Regions from separate parts of the Homo sapiens genome. Here all the other regions are linked to region 1. A link is an interaction called in ENCODE POLR2A ChIA-PET data of the cell type or tissue named here. Cell type or tissue: IMR-90. All regions are shown on one strand. Links, peaks and the distances in the headings refer to the core of each region. The heading gives the core; the rest is flanking DNA.

Evidence for each region. ChIA-PET counts read pairs that join two places held together with the same protein. Peaks named below come from ENCODE experiments on the same cell type or tissue, not always from the same donor. Only the 100,000 strongest peaks of a DNase experiment are listed, where the experiment ranks them.
Region 2: POLR2A ChIA-PET joins it to region 1 with 7 read pairs; 1 of 35 experiments calls an interaction of 5 or more read pairs at or near these places.
Region 3: POLR2A ChIA-PET joins it to region 1 with 7 read pairs; 5 of 35 experiments call an interaction of 5 or more read pairs at or near these places.

The regions. Positions count from the first base shown.
Region 1 is chr22:31,098,408-31,106,024 of GRCh38, reverse strand. SMTN (smoothelin) reads right to left here. Exons shown (of 21, transcript NM_134269.3): 17 at 7,185-7,358; 18 at 6,846-6,963; 19 at 6,129-6,280; 20 at 4,976-5,140; 21 at 1,401-1,709. The coding sequence ends at 4,996. SELENOM (selenoprotein M) reads left to right here. Exons shown (of 5, transcript NM_080430.4): 2 at 60-95; 3 at 333-367; 4 at 739-817; 5 at 897-1,248. The coding sequence ends at 1,055. Among named protein-coding and RNA genes, the nearest start is that of SELENOM, 5.4 kb to the left of the region's middle. RefSeq lists an enhancer at 1,273-2,223. In IMR-90, for the core only: no CTCF peak of the experiment used is centred there; a DNase peak (open chromatin) is centred at 3,344; H3K27ac peaks cover 2,078 bases.
Region 2 is chr22:30,201,026-30,208,642 of GRCh38, reverse strand. It overlaps LOC105372988 (a long non-coding RNA gene), which reads left to right and starts at 1,449. Exons shown (of 3, transcript NR_188588.1): 1 at 1,449-1,595. It also overlaps a transcript of HORMAD2 not described here. RefSeq lists enhancers at 1,238-1,859, 1,714-2,913. In IMR-90, for the core only: no CTCF peak of the experiment used is centred there; DNase peaks (open chromatin) are centred at 2,812 and 3,752; H3K27ac peaks cover 2,500 bases.
Region 3 is chr22:30,978,893-30,986,509 of GRCh38, reverse strand. It overlaps TUG1 (taurine up-regulated 1), which reads right to left. Exons shown (of 3, transcript NM_001396518.1): 3 at 7,115-7,617. Among named protein-coding and RNA genes, the nearest start is that of TUG1, 13 kb to the right of the region's middle. In IMR-90, for the core only: no CTCF peak of the experiment used is centred there; no DNase peak of the experiment used is centred there.

The sequences.
Region 1 (7,617 bases), core at 2,252-4,751:
GGATGTGACTGGAATAAACGTGAAGGACTCCTGACCTATCCCATTTTATCCCCCTCCAGACCTGCGGGGGATGACAGCTGAACCGCCTAAAGGAGGTGAGTTTGAAGGAAGAGGTCCCTAGCTCTGTTCCCCCTGAGCCTCTTGGGGAGTGGGCAACATGGTCCCAATGACTGGGGCGGGGAGGGGGGAAGGATCCCTAGGCTGAGAGTCTAGCCTAGGCTGAGAGTCTAGCCTGCACCTGACTTGCTTTATGACCTCACTGGGCTTCAGTGTCTCGTCTGTACCTCGAGTAGACTGAGGTCATGGTCTCTGATGCTCTGGTTCCTCCCCAGGTGAAGGCTTTCGTCACGCAGGACATTCCATTCTAGTATCCTTCTGTTCTGGGGGAGGGGAAATGGGATGGGCACCTGGGAGAATCTCCACGTAACTTCAGAAAGGGGTGGCAGATGGTTTTCAACTGACAAGTTGAATTGATTGGTAGTGGCTCCCAGAGGATTCTGAGGTGGTCTCCATGTTGGGTGGGCAAGAGAGATTGACTAGTGATGACTGCCACAGAATGGAGAGGAGGGCCCTTTACTTCTTTGAACCCTAATTTTCTCACGTATAAGCGGAGACCCTGGCCCCTCCCGGGCACAGAGTAAGCTCTGAGCAAAGGAGGCAATGCTGTTCCCATCAGTAAGGCTGCGGAAACCACCACCTCCCTCTGCCCACCACCCCGCTCCTTAACACCACCTCCAGTCACAACCTGGTGATGAAACACCTCCCTGGGGCCGACCCTGAGCTCGTGCTGCTGGGCCGCCGCTACGAGGAACTAGAGGTGAGGCCGTGGGAGGTGGGCTGGGGGCGAGGCCAGAGGCGAGGCCCAGCCTGCTGACCCCGCCCCTCCTCCGCCTCAGCGCATCCCACTCAGTGAAATGACCCGCGAAGAGATCAATGCGCTAGTGCAGGAGCTCGGCTTCTACCGCAAGGCGGCGCCCGACGCGCAGGTGCCCCCCGAGTACGTGTGGGCGCCCGCGAAGCCCCCAGAGGAAACTTCGGACCACGCTGACCTGTAGGTCCGGGGGCGCGGCGGAGCTGGGACCTACCTGCCTGAGTCCTGGAGACAGAATGAAGCGCTCAGCATCCCGGGAATACTTCTCTTGCTGAGAGCCGATGCCCGTCCCCGGGCCAGCAGGGATGGGGTTGGGGAGGTTCTCCCAACCCCACTTTCTTCCTTCCCCAGCTCCACTAAATTCCCTCCTGCCTTAACTGAGGCTCGACTCCTTCGTTGCTGCGGGCGGGTGGGGTGGGAGGTCGGAAGAAGAACCTCTGAGGATCCCTGCTGGAGTTGGAGACCTTGCGGAGCTGCCTTCGGTTCAAACCCCCTCCCCACCCCCAGGAGACGCAGAGAGGAGTCAGGATCGTTGAAAACCAATAATTTATCAAAACGCTGCGTGTGTATGTGGGGGGGAGGGTGTCGCAACAGACAGGGCAGCGGTGGGCGGACGCACAGGCAGGAGACGGTGCCCGGAGAGTGGGGGCGGCAGCTTGCCACTGGCTGGCCATGCGGGCGGGCAGGCTAGACATTCTTGCCGCGCAGGCGCAGTTCGTGGCGTCGCAGGTGGTTGTAGAGCGACTGCACATAGGTGAAGACACACTTGGGGTCAGGCTTCTTGCCCATGATCATCATGTCGTCCACCTCCACCAGGGGCACACAGTCCACCAGCATCCTGCAGGGAGGGGGCACGGGGTTGGATGTCAGCGCCAGACCCGCCTCTCGTGGCGCCCCTCTACCCCAAGGTCTTTTTTATTGCCGCATTGCCTGCTGGTCTTTCATAAACTCCAGACAGGGAAAAGCCTTCCAGGAAGGCAGGAAGCCCCTGGCTTCATCTACCCAAGCCTGGAGGCATCTCTCGGGGCGGGGGAGCAGAGCTAGGCAGGTGGAGGCGGAGATGGCAGAAGAGAGCCCCATCCCAGTCAGGCAGGTCCTGGGTCTGCTTCCTCCAACCCTGGGGAGGTGCTGGCTCCAAACCCTGCCCATGTTCTCCCTGGAGACCACCTTCTGCTCACCCTCACTGGCACACTCCAGTTGGTAGAAGCCTCTCAGCTCGGCCTTTGCACCCAGATGGGCTTCATCACTGGCCAATCTTTATCTATGGATAGGTCTCACTCTAGTGGCCCTGTGGTCCACCGATGATTGTCTGCTAGCTGCCTGATCTGGTACTTCCTGTTGAGAGGCCCAGGGACCCCTATTCTTTGACAGGGGGTGGGGATAACCCTGCTGCTGGAGATGGAGGCCAGGGAACGTGTGGGCAGCAGAGGGGTTCTCTAACCCTTATCACCTGCCTTGGGTAGAGCAGAGGAGGCAGATGAGGATCCCAGCCAATACCAATGGACCATCTATGCCATGCTCGGGGGGACCACCCTTCTGGCCATCCTTCAGAATGCTAGCTGCCCTTCACAGATAAGGAAACTGAGTCACAGAGCAGAGGAGCCATTTGTTTCAAGCCCCATGGCTTAGTAAGTGCAGGCTAGGCCGCATGGGACCCAGGCCCCCAGTTCTGGGTGTTGGCAAAGCCTTTTCCCCACTCTGGAGTGAGTGGGTTGTGCCTATTAAGCAACTGACAGCTCCCAGAGCTCTGAAGCTGGAGTCTGCTCTCTGGCTCCTTTTCCCCTGTCCCTCAACCCCCAGAGCAAGACCTCTTCTGCCTTGATCCCTCCTATCTGCCATACCTGGGACATAGCAAGCATTCAATGTTGCTGAATGAGTTTCCTATGGCAGGGAAGGCATAATGGCAACAATTGCTCCTTATTCTCAAGACACCTGAGAACCCAAGACCACCTCCCATCTCGTGCCCTTATGGACAAACTCAGAACTGTGGTAGGGCTGGGCCTACCCCCAGCTCACCTGGACTCCTTCAGAGAAGAAACCTGGGAGGCAGAACACCGAACACCTCTGTTTTAGTCCAGACTGTATCCCTAACCAGTTGTGGGTGCTAGATAAGGCCCTTTTCTATGACTGTTTCCCCCTCTTTAGAACAGGACAGTTATTCTCTATCTCATTTGAGACCTTACAAGAATTTAGGATGAGTGAGAGGGTTCTGGGTCTGCTGCTGATGTGCCACGTGCCCCTAGGGTCATCCCTATCCCAGACTGGGCTTGTTTCCCGAGCTGTACCATGATGCAAAGGCAGCCTCTCTCTGAAGCTTCTTCCAGCTGTGGCTATCGTCCTGGGGATCCCGACCGCCCTCTCCAACCTGGTGCTCCCTCCCGCCCCACTCCCTTCCCTGGAGACCTTATAAAGCCATTGTTTACACTGGGGCTCAGGGCTCAGGGCTCAGGCTGCCCCAGTGACAGGCCAAACACCAGGCAACTTGAGCAACAGCACGGCTGAGTCACACTTTCCAACTGGATCAGGGCTGGGCTGGGCCCCTCTCCCTCCAAGCTGGCTTGCTGGGCAGCAGCTCCTAAGTCCATATATGATCTGGAGATAGCACCAAGCCCATCCGCCACTCATCTGTGCTCCTTCTCTGAGTGTGTGTGTGCACATGTGGACTGCCCCCCACAATGGCTCCAGGCCCTGAGGGGCATCTGAGTGTGCCCCTACCTGTCACTGACTCACATTCCTTCAGCCAATCCCCTTGCTCCTTCTGGGCCTCTATTTTCAATCCTCTCTACAAAATGGGCGGGAACACAGTGATGGGGCAAGGAAAACAGCCACTAAGTGGGGAGTTTGGAGTCTCAGTTTCTGGCCCCAGCTCTGACCTAACCATCTTCCCTCTCCCTCCCACCCCCAGGACAGTCTTAGCCCACGTCTCTCTCTGAGCTCCTTGTCTGTAATGGGGTAGTTAGTTTAGGATCTGAATTCTTTACTTTGGTACTGAGGTGAGGTGACCAGAGAGGAAATGCCACAGCTGGCTTAGGATCCAGAGTCCCCAGCCAGAAACATCTTCCTGTTGAACTGGTCCTGCTCCTGAGCTCCCCACTTTGGAGTATGGCACCACCAACTCCCCAGTGCCCACACAGGAGCCTGGCAGACTTCTTGACCTTCCCTCTCCCTCTCCAAACCAGATCTATTGGGAAGCCTGTCTCTCTAGCTCTTAAGCTATTCCAGTCATCTAGTCCATCCCATCTCTCATCCAAGCCTCATCCGAGGAAGGTCCTAGAATGCTATATCCATCCCTTCTCTGTTTGGAAACCCTTTATAACTCCTGTTGTCCTCAGGAGGAAGGTCAAACTTTTTTTTTTTTTTTTTTTTTTTTGAGATGGAGTCTCGCTCTGTCACCCAGGCTGGAGTGCAGTGGCATGATTTCAGCTCATTGCAACCTTCGCCTCCTGGGTTCAAGTGATTCTCCTACCTCAGCCTCCTGAGTCGCTAGGATTACAGGTGTGCGCCACACGCCTGGCTAATTTTTGTATTTTTAGTAGAGATGGGGTTTCACCATGTTGGTCAGGCTGGTCTCGAACTCATGACCTCGTGATCTGCCCACCTTGGCCTCCCAAAGTGCTGGGATTACAGGCATGAGCCACCGTGCTCGGCCAGAAGGTCAAACTTCTAACTGTGGCCCCCTCCTCCCTCATATCCAGACTCAAGTTTCTTCCCTTCCTGATGTGCTGTGCTCTCCAGCTCTCTTGCCCTGCTAAGCCTAGGCTGATTCCTCTGCCTGGAACTCCCTCTCCCTCCTTTAGCCTGAACTTGTTCAGATCCCAGCTTAGTTTGCACTTTTTTCAGATGGGGGGCCCAGACCTGCAGCCTGGGTCAGGCATCTCCCCTGGGCTTCCCCCATCACAGTGCTGCCCACCTGGGTCATCACTGCCCATTTAGAATGGTCTCACCTGCTGGGCCCTGAACTGCCAGAAGACAGGGCTATGTCTGGCTCCTCTGGCTTGACTAAATGCCCCCCTTACTTCCCCCACCCGCCTCCCTGGACCCTCTCTGGCCTTGCTGAGCAGATTCTGGTGAAACGGGGCAGGTGGTAGAGGCGGCGTTTCTCACCGTGGGGCCCCGAGCAGGGGTTAGGACTTTTTGGTTTTTACCAGCCCCTTCTGGACCAGACAGCGGTAGAATTCCTGGATGTACGTGTACACGCACTTCCAGTCAGGCTCTCGAAGCCGCACCATGTCCTCTGTATCCAGGAGCTGCGGGCAGTCCGCATGGGTCCTGGGGAGGGTAGGGGGCCGGGAAGGGGTGGGGGACGGGGGCAGGAGGCCAGGGCCCCGGGTGGGGAAGAGAGGGAAGAGGCAGAGAAGAGAGAGGGGAGGAAACAGAGACACACACACATACACACACACACACAGAGACATGAGTTCAATTACGATTCCAGTGCTGCAGTCTGCCAGCCCCCCGCATGCCTCCTCCCCACTGTGGACGTGCCGCTCACTACCCATCACTAATGGTGTGCAATGCAGACAAGGGTGGGGGCCAAACCAGTCACAGGTGCAGAGAACTCTAGGGGCAAGCGGGAACGCGGGGTGGGGGCGATGGCGTTGGCACCAAGGTTGGAGAGGAGGGCTGTGCCCCGGGGAGAGGGGGTGAGGGAGGCGTGAGAGGAGGTGGGGGGAGGAGGAAGAGGAGAAGGAGGAGGAGGAAGAAATTTGAGGGAAACCAGAAAGAGAAGGGGAAAGAAGGGAAGACAGATGGAGAAGGGTGCTGAGGGTGAGGTGAGCAGACGGGGCAACGATTCCAAAGTGGAGGGCTTGCTGAGGTCCTATATAAGCCTCTGGCAGCACTATATAGGCTGGGCGGGCACGGTGCCCGGGCCAGGAGCCTCCTTTTGGAATCTCCAGCCGGGATCCCGTGGGAGCAGGAAGCTCTGGTGATAGTGGGAGGAGAGCAGGACAGAGAAAGGGAGAGAGAGGGAGAAGGGGGCAGAGGGAGGATGGAGGGGATATGGACAGGGCCACCTGGTGGGCTTTGGCCCGGGCTGGTAGGCCGGCCTGCGGCTCCTTCGTTCCGGCGGGCACCTGGCACGCTCAGCAGCGGGGGGGTGGGGATGGAGAAGGACGGGGACTCTCTGGGGAAGGGGGTCTCAGCCGCTGACTGACAATGTGGCTGGCCCGCTCCAGGGGTTCTCAGGGCAACTGGGCCTGGTCCCGATGTCCAGCCCCAGATGTGCAGCAACATTAGCAGGGCCAGGGCCCACACTTACTCCGCAGATGAGAAGGCCACCTCGAAGTTCTGGCGTCGGTTCTGAGGGCTAAGCTGCCCATAGTCGAAGGCCTCAGGGAAGAAGTTGTGCACCAGGGCACAGAAGGCCATCCCATCACTCCAGCTGGAGGAGAAGTTCTGGATGTCGACGTGCTATAAGCCGTAGGAGGACTGGTCAGGAACCTGGGGGCAACTCCCCCCTGCTGTCTACCCCTCAGCATTCTGTTATTCCAGACCTAGGGCACTGGGCACAAAGAGGCCCCGTAGCTTGCACAATGAGTGAATAGTTGGAACATGAGCCTCCTCCAAGTCAGCCTGTCAACTCCCATATTTGCAATTTCAAGGGACAGAGCTACTGAGAGGCCCAGCGCCACCCAGCTAAGGCTATGGTCATGCCTCATCACTCCTTCCCTCATTTAGAGAAATTGACTCAGGGCCTCCTACAGAGCAACAAGGAGGGGACTCCAAGAGTGGGATCCGGCCTTGAACCCTGCCCACCACCCAAGAGGCCCTGTTACTTCATCACTGATTCTGGAATCTAGGGCTTGCCTTGTGTCCTCTTTGAGCCTCAGTTTCCTCACCCCAAGAGCCTTTCCATGTTCCCTGTGAGGCCACACAGTGGCAGGAAGTGTACTGGGTAATAGGAGCTCTGCTAAGAAGGAGGTGTTGAGCTGGGGTCTGGGGAGGCCTCCAGGCCCCCTGGCCTCCCGGGGCTCACCTCGTAGCCGCGAGTCTTGGCTCGACACCAGTCCAGCAGCATCTGCTTGATGCTGTTGGCGTTGGGGACCCCGAAGCTGGTGGATCGCTGCACGGCTGCGCGGGGTCCGCCAGGGCTGCTGTAGGGGCGGTGTCAGGACCAGGTCACACGACTATAAGGGGCATGCCTCGGTGGGCCCACCCAGTGGATCCCAGGCCCCGCCTTCCATGACCTTCGGGCCTTTGCACCACAGATCTAGCCGCGCGGTCTTCCCGCCTCTGCCGGGCCAACTATCAAGCCCCGCCCCCCACTGCCTATCACGCCCCGCCCCCCACTGCCCAGCCCACTTCTGCAGCTCACCCGGCCGCGCCCTCCTTCTCCAGCTTCTCAATCATGGCCTTGCGCGCCTGGGAGGCTGAGGTCTTGGGCAGACTCTGCGCCTTCATCAGCTCTTTCTTCTTCTCGGCCTGCCGTTTCTCGAGCGCCGCCAGGCTGCCGGCCCGTGGGCTGGCCTGGTCCTCGCGGTCGAAGATGCTAGGGGTTGGGGAGGCGCATGTTAGGCAGGGAGAGCAGGGCTGCTCCCCAGCCTGGACCACCACTCGCGAGGAGGAGGGGGGGTCTTGTAGCACACTAGTATCTCCACTGCCACAAACGCCTGCCAGGGAGGGAGGCGTCCTCATCACACGCATTTTAGAGGAGTACACTGAGTCTCAAATGACAGCAAGGTTTTCAACAGGTTTCCGCCTCCCCCTCCCCCACCCACGAGTAGTTCTCTGAGAAGCCTCATTGTACC
Region 2 (7,617 bases), core at 1,848-4,347, 900 kb after region 1:
AGGCTGGCTCCTGCACTGAGCATTTCTTAAACGCGATTTCTTTGCTCATTCTCCAGACCTTCCACAGTCAGCCAGAGTCTGGGGATGCTCATTTGCTAAAGAACTATTTATTTTGCATCTCCCCAGTGCCTGGCACCAAAATAAAAGATTCTGGGGCCCTTGTGTCAGAGGGAATTCTCACGCAGCCTTGGTGCATGAGATAACTATGCTTCCCATAGGAAGGGAGAGAGATGAGAAGGTGACCTTATATCCACAGGGCAGAGCCCTAAGTGGGCAAGGAAGTTTCTGGATGGCGGGGTGGGCAGCACAGACTCTGGAAAGGTGGGAGGAAAAAGGAACCCGGATGGGGAGATTACAGGAACTGAGGCAGTGAGGCAGAAAAATATGGTGTGTTCAGTGGGCAGTGAGGTGACACATTTAGGCAGCACGCAGCTCTCGGAGTTTGATTTCATTTTAAAGGAACCCCATTCCCCTAATTTCCATCATAGACCTAGTTTGTTTCCTCCCCCACACTGCTCATCTGTAATCACACACTCACTTTTCTTTTTTGAGACAGAGTCTCGCTCTGTCGTCCAGGCTGGAGTGCAATGGCGCAATCTCGGCTCACTGCAACCTCCGCCTCTCGAGTTCAAGCGATTCTCCTGTCTCAGCCTCCTGAGTAGCTGGGATTACAGGTGCCCACCATCATGGCTGGCTAATTTTTGTATTTTTAGTAGAGACGGGGTTTCACCATATTGGCCAGGCTGGTCTCGAACTCCTGACCTTGTGATCCATCCGCCTTGGCCTCCCAAAGTGCTGGGATTACAGGCGTGAGCGCACTCACTTTTTAATTATCTGAACCTCTCTCCAGAAAGGAAACTCCCTGGGGAAGGACTATCATCATCTTCTTCACTACTGTCTACTCAGTGCCCAGACACAGCCCCGCACAGAGAAGACACCAGAAAAGATTGTCGGCCTGCACAAAGGCATCTGAGTAGGAGAGAGACAGAATCAAAGCAGTGTTTCAGGGCCTGGTGCAGTGGCTCACGCCTGTAATCCCAGTGCTTTGGGAGGCTGAGGCGGGAGGATCGCTTGAGCCCAGGAGTTGGAAGCTGCAGTGAGCTGTGAGCGTGCCACTGCACTCCAGCCTGGGTGACAGAGCAAGACCCTGTCTCTAAAAGAAAAAAAAAACGAAAAACAAAAAAGCTGTGTTTCAGGATGGCATTTGGGTAAAGAGGTCAAACACTCTTTCTTTTAAGAGCCTGGGACATTTCTTTTTCTTCTTCTTGCTTCCTAATCAGTGGTTTCTTGCCCTTCATAGGAGCCCAGGGCACGGAGTGTCTGGGCCTGGAATGCGGACATGTGTGGGAGGGATGCGAAACTGTGCTGGCAGCCCCAAGAAAAGAATCAGTCTTTGTCCTCATCTTCACATGCACCTGTCGTCCCAAACCCTTGACAAACATTGTGTCATTCACCTTCCAAACCTCTCTGCGGATTCAGCCTGGGCGGGCGGGAGCACAGTGAGCCACATTCTCTGCATTCCCGCCTCCTGACAGCTCCTGGTACCACAGCCGCTGAGCTGGGATGTCCAAACATTCCAACTGACTCATCCGTGGGTGAGCAAGGCCGACACGAGGGGACGGGTGGAGGCTGCTGGGGCTCTGTCTCTGCCGAAGTCCCTAATTCAGAGAAGAAAGTGGGGCGGGTGGGGGAATTGCCGGGATATGGGCCATTTCCCTTGAATGATGCTCGGGTGTCACTTGAGGTGCCAGGAAGTGGTGGCAGTTGCAGCACAGTGGCCCTGGTGGAAGCCTGGGCTCAGACCTCACATACCTAGATTTGAGTTCTGGCTCCATGGTCAGAATTTTGTAACTTCATCAAAACTCTCTGAGATTGGCCGGGCAGAGTGGCTCATGCCTGTAATCCCAGCACTGCAGGAGGATCACTTGAGCCCAGGAGTTTGAGACCAGCCTGGGCAACATAGTGAGACTTCATTTTTCCAAAAAGGAAAAATATTAGCTGGGGATGGTGGCATGCATTTGTAGTTCCAGTTCCTGGTAGGCTGAGGCGAGAGGATTGCTTGAGCCCAGGAGTTTGAGGCTACAGTGAGCTATGGTCGCACCACTGCACCCTAACCTGGAAAACAAAGCCAGACCCTATCTCTGAAAACAAAACAAAACAAACAAACAAAACAAAAAATAAAACAGGCCAGGCGCGGTGGCTCATGCCTGTAATCCCAGCACTTTGGGAGGCTGAGGCAGGTGGATCACGAGGTCAGGAGTTGGAGACCAGCCTGGCCAACATGGTGAAACCCCATCTCTAATACAAAATTAGCTGGGTGTGGTGGCAGGTGCCTGTAGTCCCAGCTACTCAGGAGGCTGAGGCAAGGGAATCTCTTGAACCCAGGAGGCAGAGGTTGCAGTGAGCTGAGATCGTGCCATTGCACTCCAGCCTGGGTGACAGAGCAAGACTCCATCTCAAAAAACAAAACAAAACAAAAAACTCTCTGGGTCTCGGTGTCCTCATCTGTAAATGGAGGCGGGGGGTGAGAATAATGGCTCCTGTGCAGTGTAGTGGTCAGAATGAAGCAAGAAAATGTGAATACTGAGCACGCGAGAGTTGCTTAGCAATGACTTGTGTTAGGTTGTCACCCTTCTGATGCAATGACCTGAGACTCACTTCCGGGTGGGCAGGCGAGTGTGTCATCATCCCTTGCTTCGTCCCACAGGACAAAGGCTGCAAAAGTATCTGGTGGGAATGTCCCTGCCCTGCTTTGGGATTTCGGGTAGGATTTCTCCATCAGGCTGGAGTGGGGCAGCGCTGAGCCTCCCGTGCACATTCAGTGACCTCATTCAGGGGATGAGACCAAACAGAACGGGCAGCGGCTTTTCCGGTCCTCACGCCACCCTCCAGATGGCTTATAACCAGATCCCTGCCAAATTCCTCTCCTCCCTCCCCCAAGACTCATCTGATGCCAAAGCGTTTCTCAAAAGGGGGAAATACAGTACTTTCGTCAGTACCTCATCACCTCACCGCTGGGTCACAAATGACCCCGGCTCAGCCCTGCCTTCCAGCTGTCTTCCCAAGGGGATGTCTCTGAAGATTTTTCCCCAGCTCTGTGCTGGGGCTGTTGGGGAGCTGGACGTCCGGGAATGAGAGGAGGATATGGGACACAACGTGACCTTGGGCCAGTCACCGGCCTTCTCTGGTTCTCACTTTCCCCGTCTGCGAAACGAGGTAGCTGGCTGAGGTCATCCAGGCAGCAGTTTCCGGTCCCAGGGTGTTCTGGCTCCCTGACTGCAGGGAGAGCTGGGAAGATGAGTACTTGTCCCTGCTCAGCAGGAGAGCGCTGTGGTTAGGAAGCCAGTGGCTCTGGGTTCAAATTCTCACCCGGTGCCCTTGCTGGCTCCGTGACCTTAGGTAACACACACACACCCTCTCTGACCAGTTATTCTATCTGTAAAGTGGGTGCAATCATTGCCACCTCTGGAGTTGTTTTAAGGATTAAGAGGATCCACATGCAGAACTCAGCGCAGTGTCTGACACTCGCAATATTATAATTAAATATTATAATTTCATTTCGCTCAACTGCCCGCCTCACAGAGAGAAACTGAGGCCCAGCAGCGGTTGCTGGGAAGAGGATTCAGACCACATTTCCATGTTTGAGCCGCCACCCCGGGCCGGCTCCAGGAGGAAGCTGCAATAACTCAGGGGAAAAGTCCCACGGCGTCTGCTCCAGCTCCCTCAGGCGGCTCTCAGAGCTCGTGCCAAGAGATGGCTTGGCAGCTGCTCTCCCTCCATGCCCATTAGCTTAGTTCCAGATGTTCTAGGCAGCAGCCTGGGGAGCTCTTTCAGGTTCTGTTTCTTTGGATCTACTTTCTTGTAGTTTCCCTTTCCTCTGCTTTTCCCCAACTGGCCCTGGCAGCTTTATAAATGAAAAACAACGTCTTTCCCATCACCTTCGAAATCACCCAACCACAGTTCCCTTCTCATTAGACCCCTGGAAATGCCTTGGCTAGACAGACTTCATGTAGGGACGGCCAGGACAGCCGGGACACCTTATCAAATGTGCTTCTGACCAGCAACCACATGAAAGGCCTAGAGTTTCACATTTGGATTTCATTAGTTCCCACCCCAGTGTGCCTGGGGCCCTGGAGAATGGTGGCCAGGGAGTTCTGGTGGCCCAGGGCAGCCGCCTGAAAGAGCTCTTTCCTGATCACCTACTATGTGTGGCCACTTCACCTCTGTCATCTTAGCCTTCTCAACTCCATGAAATAAGTGTTAACCACCCTTTTTGGATGAAAAACTAAGACTCAGGCTGTGAAACTTATTCATGGTCACCAAGCTACTGTGAGGACCACACTGATCCAACTCCAGGGTGCTGGCTCTTGGGTGATGGATGGATGGCAGGAACACTCCTCTGGGGCCCGTGGGTGACCTGGGGCTATGGGCCTTTGCTACCATCTGTCTGTCAAGCTGGGTGCCAGGCTGCGAGCTCCAAATGGAAACCAGACCCAGTCACTGGCCCCTCCTTGTCATGGAGGAGACAGTCAAATTAACTCTGGGAGAAGCATCAGCTCAAAAGGGCTTTGTGTATGAGAGGATGAGTGTTCACCCAAGTATAGGGCATGGGGGGTATGTAGGTGTGAGGATGTATGTGAGGATGCACATGTGTGTGTGCATGTGTGTGAAGGCACTATGACAATGTGTGCACACATATGCATGTGTGAAAATGCATGTATGTGTGTGCTTGTGTATGAGGGTAAACGTGTACATTAACCTATACGCATGGACATGTGTGAAGATGTAAGGTGCAGGTTCGTGTGTATACAGAGTGCACGTTTGTGTGTGAATGTGTGTATAAGGATGCATGCACGTGCACTTATAGCCATGCGTGAGGGAGAACATGTGTGTTTTGCGTGAGAATGTGTGCGCAGACAGGTGCATTTGAGAATGTGTGAGAAGGTGGATTGTGTGCATACTCACATATAGGAGTGTGTTTATGTATGTGGGTATGTGTGCACATGCACGTATACATGTGTGAGGATGCATGTGCCGGAAGGGTGAATGTATGTGTGCTGTTGTATGTGTACACATGTACCCATGTGTGCTTGGGTGAGGCTATGTGCACTTGTGCAGAGAAGCAGGGGAAGGATGGACAGTGGGGGCAGGAACCCCATGATCTCTTCCAGATGTTTTTCGAGACCTCCTTGGTGTTGAGTGCCAGGCATTTCCAAGCACCAATGACAGATTTTTTTTTTTTTTTTTTGAGACAGAGTCTTGCTCTGTTGTCCAGGCTGGAGTGCAATGGTACAATCTTGGCTCACTGCAACCTCTGCCTCCTGGGTTCAAGCGATTCTCATGCCTCAGCCTCCTGAGTAGCTGGGACTACAGGCATGCGCCGCCACTCCCAGCTAATTTTTGTATATTTTGTAGATACAGGGTTTCGCCATATAGGCCAGGCTGGTCACAAACTCCTGACCTCAAATGATCCACCCGCCTCGGCCTCCCAAAGTGCTGGGATTACAGGCGTAAGGCTGACAGATCTTTTAAATAGTGTATTTGTCTCCTCATATGGTCAAAAGGCAGCAAACAAGCATACAGGGGGTTCCTTTTTCTGAAAGACTGAACCTCCTCTCACCTGGAAGGTTGATCTTGGCCGTGTGCACCTCTGTAGGCCCAGCCTCCTAGGCCAGACCGTGCCCTGGGCCCAAGCTCCTTCTCCACCTCAGGGAGTGGCTCTCCCCTATCTCAGGGCAGATTAACTTCCTTGGCATCGGCTTTGTTTTGGCTCATTAAGGAGGAACAGCCGCTGAGAGTGGAGGCCTCTCCCTTCTACTCCTGGGTCTGGTTCGGCTGAAAACACTTGATTTAGAGCTTCTCGCTTTGCTTTCCTGGCTGCATGTCCCAGGCAGAAGGGGAAACACCTAGGGCCTGGGCTATTTTGTCTGCTGAGATTTGGGAGAGGAACTTGTTTTCCCAGCGAGGTGGCTCTGGCCCGAGCAGTTACTGTTTTGTTTGTTGAGCTTCGTTACTCAGGCTGGGTGGGGTAAGGCTGAGAAGGCTGTAATGGGAAGCAGGAGAGTGGAATCTGAGACTTGTGCAGATAAAACTTCTCCACTGAGGGTTGGACATGAGTGATGGTGTGAAGGAGCTGACTTTTTTTGCATGTGGCCTGCCAGGGAAAGCCCTTGTGTTCATTTCAATCTTTTTTTTTTTTTAAATCCATTCCTCCGATGTAAGCTGATAAATTAAAAAAAAAAATCCATTCCACTCAACTCCCACTCCTCACCCCAAACCCCCACTTTCATTTACATATTGCCTCTCAAAGGCCATAAAGACCATGATGCCTTAGCTAAGAAACAATTTGACCGACGTGCCAACCCAGCCTGCCTGGACCCTGTCAGGGCCTGCTAGACTGCAAGCTTCCTGAGGGCAAGGCCTGTATCTTTCATATGCCTGTTATTGCCCTAACATCTGGCCTGGTGCCTGCTGCCTGGAGCATAACAGGCCTCGTACATATTTGTTAGATGAGTGAAGGATGAGGTAAGTTACAACTGCTTTAAGTTCACTGCCCTTAGTAAATGGCCTTAATCCAAAGATCCTTTGGATCTTGAGCCAAAATTATATTGAGCCAAAATCTACTTCCCTCCAATACAGATTATGTGTACCATGAAAGCCCCATATGCATGTGAAGATGGACATTATACTCTTCCAAAAGCCTGGATCCAAGCTGAACATAGTTCCCGTAGCATTTCTCATATCACGCAGATGCAAGATCCTTCACCGTGTGGCCACCTTTATCAGGACAAATGCTTTTTTTCAATGTACATCTTGAAATATGGTTCATGAGCTGGACCACAACTTCTAGATGTAGCCTCGTCAGAGACAAACACACTAGATGTTGCGGGATTGTGTCCCCCGAAAAGGTATGTTAAAGTCTTAACTTGCCGGGCACGGTGGCTCACGCCTGTAATCCCAGCATTTTGGGAGGCCGAGGCGGGCGGATCATGAGGTCAGGAGATCGAGACCATCCTGGCTAACACAGTGAAACCCCGTCTCTACTAAAAATACAAAAATTAGCCGGGCGAGGGGGTGGGCGCCTGTAGTCCCAGCTACTCGGGAGGCTGAGGCAGGAGAATGGCGTGAACCCCGCGGGGCGGAGCCTGCAGTGAGCTGAGATCGCGCCACTGCACTCCAGCCTGGGCAACAGCGAGAATCCGTCTTGGAAAAAAAAAAAAAAAAAAAAAAGTCTTAACTCTGGGTACCTGTGAATATAACCTTATTTGGAAATCCGGTCTTTGTAGATGTAATCAAGTCAAGATGAGGTTATACTGGAGGAGAGTAGGCCCTAAGTGCAATGGCTGATAGCTGTGTAAGGAGAGAGAGATTTGGAGATACACAGACACATGGAGAAGAAACCTTTGTGAAGACAGAGGTAGAGACTGGAGTGATGGGCCTGCGTGCCAAGAATCACCAAGGATTGTCAGCAACCACTGGAAGCTAGGAGAGGCATCGAACAGATTCTCCCTCAGAGCCTCTAGAAGGAGCCAACCCAGCTGACACCTTGATTTCAGATTTCCAGCCTTCAGAACTGTAAAAGAATACATTTCTGGCCGGGCGTGGTGGCTCACGCCT
Region 3 (7,617 bases), core at 2,076-4,575, 120 kb after region 1:
ATTTTTGTATTTTTAGTAGAGACGGATTTTACCATGTTGGCCAGGCTGGTCTAGATGTCCTGACCTAAAGTGATCTGCCCGCCTCGGCCTTCCAAAGTGCTGGGATTACAGGCGTGAGCCACTGTGCACAGCCCTATTAATTTATGATTAAAGATATGTGGCTGGTTCATGACCCAACCAGTCATCTACTCTTAGTGAGTCCAGCTAGGGGCAGGTTGATTCAGTAGTATAAAATCAGAACGGATGGAATCAGATGTTCCTAAGAAATATTTCCAGCAAAATATTTATGGGCAGACTACGTTCAGTTGTGAGGCAGAGAAAAACCTCATATACTAATGATGTCAAGAAGACAGAAATTAGTTTTGTAAACGAGGTCCAGAGATAAGCAGTTCAGGCCTGGTAAGGTGGCTTCACATTCATCAGGAATCTAGGCTCCTTCTAACTTGTTGCTCCATCGTCACTGGCACAGAGTGCCTTCTCCTTTATGGTCCAACAGTGACAAATTCCAGTCATGGAATTCTAGTCAGCGGGGTGAAGCCTACATTCTAGTCAGGAGGGTGAAGGAAGGAGATGGGCTCACTCCTTTTTAAGGATAAGTCCTATAAGTTACTCAGGTCCCACTGGCTAAAATTTAGTTAGTGGGTTACACCTGCCAGGGAAACTGAAAAATGTGTTTACTCTGGGAAGAACAAATACAGGGAGACAACACATCTTTGTTAGAAGTGGCACCCTAGTGGACAACCCTTTCTCTGTCGTAGGGAGTGGCCTATTCAAAGGCTGAGGGCCAGTCACCTGGAACCCATGCATCTACAAAAGGCAACCCTGGATATAAAAGAGTTAACCAACTGTTACTCTTTGTTGCCCTCTTTTTTGATCCCTTAGCATATGCTAACTTGAAAAAGTCTAGGTACAATTTAATTGCTTTAAAAATTATATTTATGGCTCACACCTGTAATCCTAGCACTTTGGGAGGCCGAGGAGGGTGGATCATTTGAAGTATGCAGTTCGAGACCAGCCTGGCCAACATGGTGAAATCCTGTCTCTACTAAAAAAAAAAGAAAAAAAAAAAAATCAGCTGGGCGTGGTGGCATGTGCCTGTAATCCCAGCTACCTAGGACACTGAGGCAGGAGAATTGCTTGAACTCGGGAGGTGGAGGTTGCAGTGAGCCAAGATTGCGCCACTGCACTCCAGCCTGGGCGACAGAGCGAGACTCCATCTCAAAAAAAAAAAAAATAAAAATAAATAAAAATTTAATTATTTCCCTTAGAAATAAACTGTCTCTTAAAAAAAAAAAAAAGGATGTGCTCCCACAACCAGTGAAACAATGCCAGTATGTATAAAGCACCAAGTTTCTCCAAACCCCTCAATTTGGTGTATCCTTCCACTTTTCTTTCATGTTCATTTAGATACATTTGTAGGGCTTCCAGCCCTGCACCCCATACAATGGGCTATTATGATATACATTACTCTGTAATTTTTGTTTGTTTTGCTTAATGCATCATGGACATGCCACAGGCTAAGAAATAGAGGTCTTCTTTCTAACAGTTGCATAACACTCCACAGTATAGCTGTCCTATAACTGATTCAACCACTCCACTTTGATCGATTGCTTTTTAAATTTTTTTGCTAGCACAGGTTACGTTGCAGTAAATTTCTCATACTGATGTCCTTTTATCTTGGTGCTTTTAGTTCTTTGAGAGTCTTTAAAGTAGGAATGCTGGGTCCAAAAGTGTATATTTAAAAATTTGCATCAGTATTGCCAGATCATCATCTAAAAAAATTGGAACAATCTACATGCCCACCAACAATGTATAAAAGTTTTGTTACCCTAATTCTTGCCAGCACTATATGTTACTGCTCTTTTAAATTCTGCCATCTGATAGGTGGCAAATGGTACTTCATTGCTCTGTTGTACATCACATCTCACTGACCTCATTATCTTTCATATGCTTACGGAAATGTTGAAGAGCATCATGGTTCAAAGTACAGACTAACAGACAACCTGTGTTTGAGTCATAGCTCTATCACCTATTGTGTGACATGGGCAAGTTATTTTATCCTTCTGAGCCTGTTTCCGTAGCTGTAAAACAGGAATAATATTGCCTATCTCATAAACTGTGACAATTAAATAACACTTGTAAAGTGCCTGAAACAATGCCAAGTATGAAACAAACACCAAATAAATGGCTAGTGATTATTACTTTACTTATAAATTTGTAGGAACTCTCTGTATTAGCAACATTAGTCCTGGATCTGTCATTTATGTTGGAAATATCTCTCCAATCTATCACATCTTTTACAGAACCAAGATTTGTTTCATGTAGTCTTATATGTCTGTAATTTCCTTTATGGCTTGTAGGTTTTCTGCTTTGTTTATGAAAATCTCCCATGTCATAAGATCACAAAAATAGTCTCCTAAATATTCTTCTAGTGTTTCATTTTAAGATTTAAATCTGTAGTCCTTTTGGTATTTATCTTTGTAAATGTTGTGAGGTAGGGATTTGGTTGCTCTCTAGGCACCTTACTGTAGCTCTCTGTATCAGTTACAAATACTAGATTTTTAAAAATTTCATGGAAAGAAATATGGAAGAAAATAAATTACAGTATTCATAGCAATAGGCTTTTGGGTTGTTCTGAATAATCATTTCAATTTTGTCTTTCTTTTAATGAATTCTTGCATCTCCACTGCTTTAAAAAATGTGGAACCCAGCCAGGCACTGTGGCTCACACCTGTAATCCCAGCACTTTGGGAGGCCGAGGGGGATGGATCACGAGGTCAGGAGATTGAGACCATTCTGGTCAACATGGTGAAACCCCGTTTCTACTAAGATACAAAAAATTAGCTGGGCATGGTGGTACGCAGTTGTAGTCCCAGCTACTCGGGAGGCTGAGGCAGGAGAATTGCTTGAACCTGGGAGGCAAAGATTGCAGTGAGCCGAGGTAGTGCCATTGCACTCCTGTCTGGCAACAGAGCAAGACTTCAGTTCAAAAAAAAAAAAAAAAAAAAGTGGAAACTTTTTTTTCAAATGAAATAATAATAATACAGGAAATTCCAATATACAAAATTGAGTTGTTCCTGTTTGAAGTGGCAAAAGATGAAGCTTGAGGAATAAGATAATGAGAAGCTGAAGAGCCTTGTAAACCAGGAGAGTTTAGATTTTATTCTGAAATGCCGGGGGAACTATTAAAAGGTTAAGTAGGCTGGGCATAGTGGCTCACACCTGTAATCCTAGTGGTTTGGGAGGCCAAAGTGGGAGGATTGCTTGAAGCCAGGAGTTCAAGACCAGCCTGGGCAACATAGCGAGATAGTGTATCTACAAAATAAATAAATAAATAAATGGCCAGCCAGGCATGGTGGTACGTGCCTGCAGTCCCAGCTACTCATGAGGCTGAGGCAGGAGGGATGCTTGAGGCCAAGAGTTTGAGGCTGCAGTAAACTATGATTGACACTGCATTCCAGCCTGGGCAACAGGGATACCCTATCTCTTGGGGGGCTACTCTAGCTGTCCTGTAGAGAAGACTGCAGTGGGACAATAATAGAGGCAGTGAAACCACTAGAAAGGCATTATAGTACTTACAGCAACAGATATATGTTCCCTTGGACAAAGTGATAGAAGTGGAGATAGTTTTAAGGTATATATTTACATGCTAACACCAAGATCATTTAATGACTAACAGGGACTCTGGGAGAGAGGGAAGCTTCGAGAATAACTCTCATGTTCTGGTTTGAGAAACAGAGTAGAGGGTGGTGCCATTTACCAACAAAGGGAACACTGGAGAGCAGATTTTAAGGAAAAAATGAAGAGGTCAGCGTTTATTATGTTGGGTGAGAGTATCTTTGTGTTAATCAAGCAGTGGATATCAAGGTACAGGTGGGCATTCAGATCTGGAGCTCAAGACACATATCAAGGCCAAAGGTAGGAATCTGGAAATTATCAATATACAGTTAGAAACCAAGGCCATGGAAATGGATGAGATTTTTCAGAGTCTACAGGGCAAGAAGACTTAAAGATTAAGTCAGGAATCTGGGCAGGTGAAGACCTCTCACATTCCTCTCAGAAACTCATATACCTCTTACACATTATCCTCTGGGCTCACATGGCATGGGAAATGGGTAGTTTCCCAAAGGAAAGGTGAAGTGCTATTCTCAGAGGGGAAAAAGATAACACTGGGTAGGCAAACGTACACTATGTGGACATGCATTCTTCAACATGAACAATCTTAATACCTTCACTCAACATAATCCCCCCTAAAGGGAGATCTTCCTCTTAAAGGGAGATAACCTAAAATAATTTCTAGTTATAAGCCTAAGATTTCTGGGTGATGCTCATTCTTCTCTAGTTCTTAACCCCATCTTGATAATCTGCAACTTACGGATTTCCTGATATATTTAACCATCACCAACACACTCATACACATCAGTGAGGGGACACTACCACTAGAATGGCTCAGCTCCAATGGAGGAGAAATCTGATTGGATTAACTTGCATCATGCTCAAACTTCAGCCAGGAAATGTTAGGGCAGAATACTGTAATGAATAAAGAGGAGAGGGGGAAATAAAATAAGGCAACCTAAAAGATATGGGGTAGAGGCTACAGATCTTACTTCTCCAACAGGTTATGGGGCTATAACTGCTATTTATCTCTTCCTCTTTGACTATACTTTTTTGTTTAATTCAGTCAGGGATTTTTGACTAATAGGGTAACCCAAACCTTCATTCCTGAGATATTTCGAGGATTGGGATTCTCTAAATCTTCTGAATCTTCCCAGGTATCAGCACTCTATACAGTCTCTTTTCTGATTAATACCTTAACTCTCACAAAAGAGACGTTAGTAATGCTACAAATTCAACCAGCATTGTAATTTTGCAATTTGAATAATTAATCTCCAAGTACTAGTGTGGATTTAAGCACCGAGATTCATTTATCCTGGCCACAAAAAGGGCCTGTATTTTATTCTATGCCCACAGGTCAGTTTCTGGGTTTGAGCTGATGCCCTTCACTTTAAGACAGCTACCGGGGCCAGGGGCGGTAGCTCATGCCTGTAATCCCGGCACTTTGGGAGGCTGAGGTGGGCGGATCACTTGAGGTCAGGAGTTCAAAACCACCCTGGCCAACATCTCTACTAAAAATACAAAAATGAGTTCAGCATGATCGCGTGTGCCTGTAATCCCAGCTACTTGGGAGGCTGAGGCAGGAGAACCACTTGAACCCAGGAGGCAGAGGTTGCAGTGAGCTGAGATCGCACCATTGCACTCCAGCCTGGGCGTTGCAGCGAGACTCTGTCTCAAAGTATATATATATATATAAATAAAATTAAAAAAAATAAAATAGCTAATGCAATCAAAGTAACCATTCTAACTCAGTGGTCCTGGCCTGCTTTATCCACTTTATTTTTTTGAGACAGAATCTCACTCTGTCACCTAGGCTGGAGTGCAGTGGCACAATCTCAGCTCACTGCAAACACTGCTTCCCAGGTTCAAGAGATTCTCCTGCCTCAGCCTCCCAAGTAGCTGGGATTACAGGTACCCAACACCATGCTCAGCTAATTTTTTCTTTCTTTTTTTTTGAGATGGAGTCTTGCTCTGTTGCCCAGGCTAGAGTGCAACAGTGCGATCTTGGCTCACCACAACCTCTGCCTCCTGGGTTCAAGTCATTCTCCAGCCTCAGCCTCCCGAGTAGCTGGGATTACATGATTAACCATCATGCCTGGCTAATTTTTGTATTTTTGTAGAGACGGGGTTTCATCATGTGGCCAGGCTGGTCTTGAATTCCTTGACCTAAGGTGCTCCACCCACCTTGGTCTCCCAAAGTGCTGGGATTACAGGTGTGAGCCACTGTGCCCAGTCTATCCACTTTAAATTGTCCTATTGTCAACAATTACCTGGCCCTCCAAATTCTACTCTCAACAGGCACGATTCCAAATGACAAGAAATGATATCATTACTGTTTTGTCACCCTTAACTCGTAGATTTATCCTCCCAGGGACACAGAACAAGAGCTGGTGCCATTATCTGTCTCAGTACAATAATCAATTCCAGATCCTCCATATGTTCCTGTGGGTTAAAGGCCTACCATTTAACTCTCCGGCCTCCATTTCTGTAATTAGTCAGTCATTTGGTCACCAGCAATAGAAACCCATTTTGGCTGACAAAAAGGAAACTTATTTTAAGGAGGCTATGTGGTAGTTTATACAATCAAAGGAAAACTTGGACAACCAGGCTTGGAGAATAGGAGCCAGCATACTTTGGAGATCTCCTTTCATAAACTTTTAAATGGTTTCTTTAGAACACTACGATCAGAATGACTCAACTCTGATCACTTTGTGGTCACCTTTCTTAAGAATCAAAGTCCTTGTGGGACAGAACGAGCTTGCATTGCTCAAACCTCAGCCAGGGGGCATGAGGCCGGAGTACTGTCATCTACATTTCCACTACCACCACACAGAATGGGAAGGAGCAGCTTTCTAAAGGATAAGTGGGGATGTATGATTAAAGTAAAGGGGAAGTGATTTTTGGCAAGCCAAAGCAATGGATGTCCACTATACCTATATTTACATGATGGGGAGAAGAACCTACAATAAAGGAGTAGTCTGCAAGTTGAAAAGAAAATTAAAAGTATTATAGCACTTAAGGGAAGTGTTTCAAGAAGCTGGTGGGAGTTACCTGTGCTGCTGAAAGTTCATATTAGATGCAGGTGTAACGGATTTAGCAATGAAAAGGTCACTATTGACCTTAATTGCAGTGACATCAGAATATTTCAAGGATTTTTTAAAAAAAGTGACTTTCCCCCTGCTTTCTGCCTAATGTGGATACTGCAATAGTCTTAGCAGATCAACATCAGTCAAGAACTAGAATAATCTTTGATAAACCTTAAAACCACAAAATTCTGATAATCCAAATAAACTCACTTGAAGGAGACATGCTTAAAAAACTAAGGAACAATTACTAAGCTCTGAGTTTCTCAAACAAGCAATGGTATAGCAATCTGTCAACTTGAGTAATGAATGATTTATATTTAATATTTACTAACATAAAAGTAGGCATTTTAAATCATTTGATAAAACAGGCTCAGTGTTGAATAACTTGCCAAGGTCAAACAGTAAGCACTAAATTTAATTTTAAAAATTCTTTATTTAAAATAAAGTTTAAAAATAATGTGGGTAGTGTAAAATATTAATACAGAAATGTATAAAGTTGAAAGTTTCATGTGATCTACACTGTTCAAAGAAAGCTGTGAATAGACCTTTCTATGCATTTATAAACATAAGCACACACATTTTAAAATGAGTTCACACTGTACACTTTTCTATTAATAACTTGTTTCACCTAATGTATCATGGCCATTTTTCCATACACAATGAATGTACTTTATTCATTTTAACAGATACGAGATATTCCTATATGGCTGAACCACACCTTAACCTATCCTTTAATGACAGACATTTAGGTTTTCTATTACTTTCTACCATGTCATTTTTACGCTTCTGTGGGATCTTAAATATTCCCTCAGTTCCTGTTTCATTTTGTCTTCCACTTTGGAAAGTAATTTCAGTGACCATGACCTCTAGCTTAATAAATACTTGGATCTGTCAAGTCTCAATGTTGGTAGATATA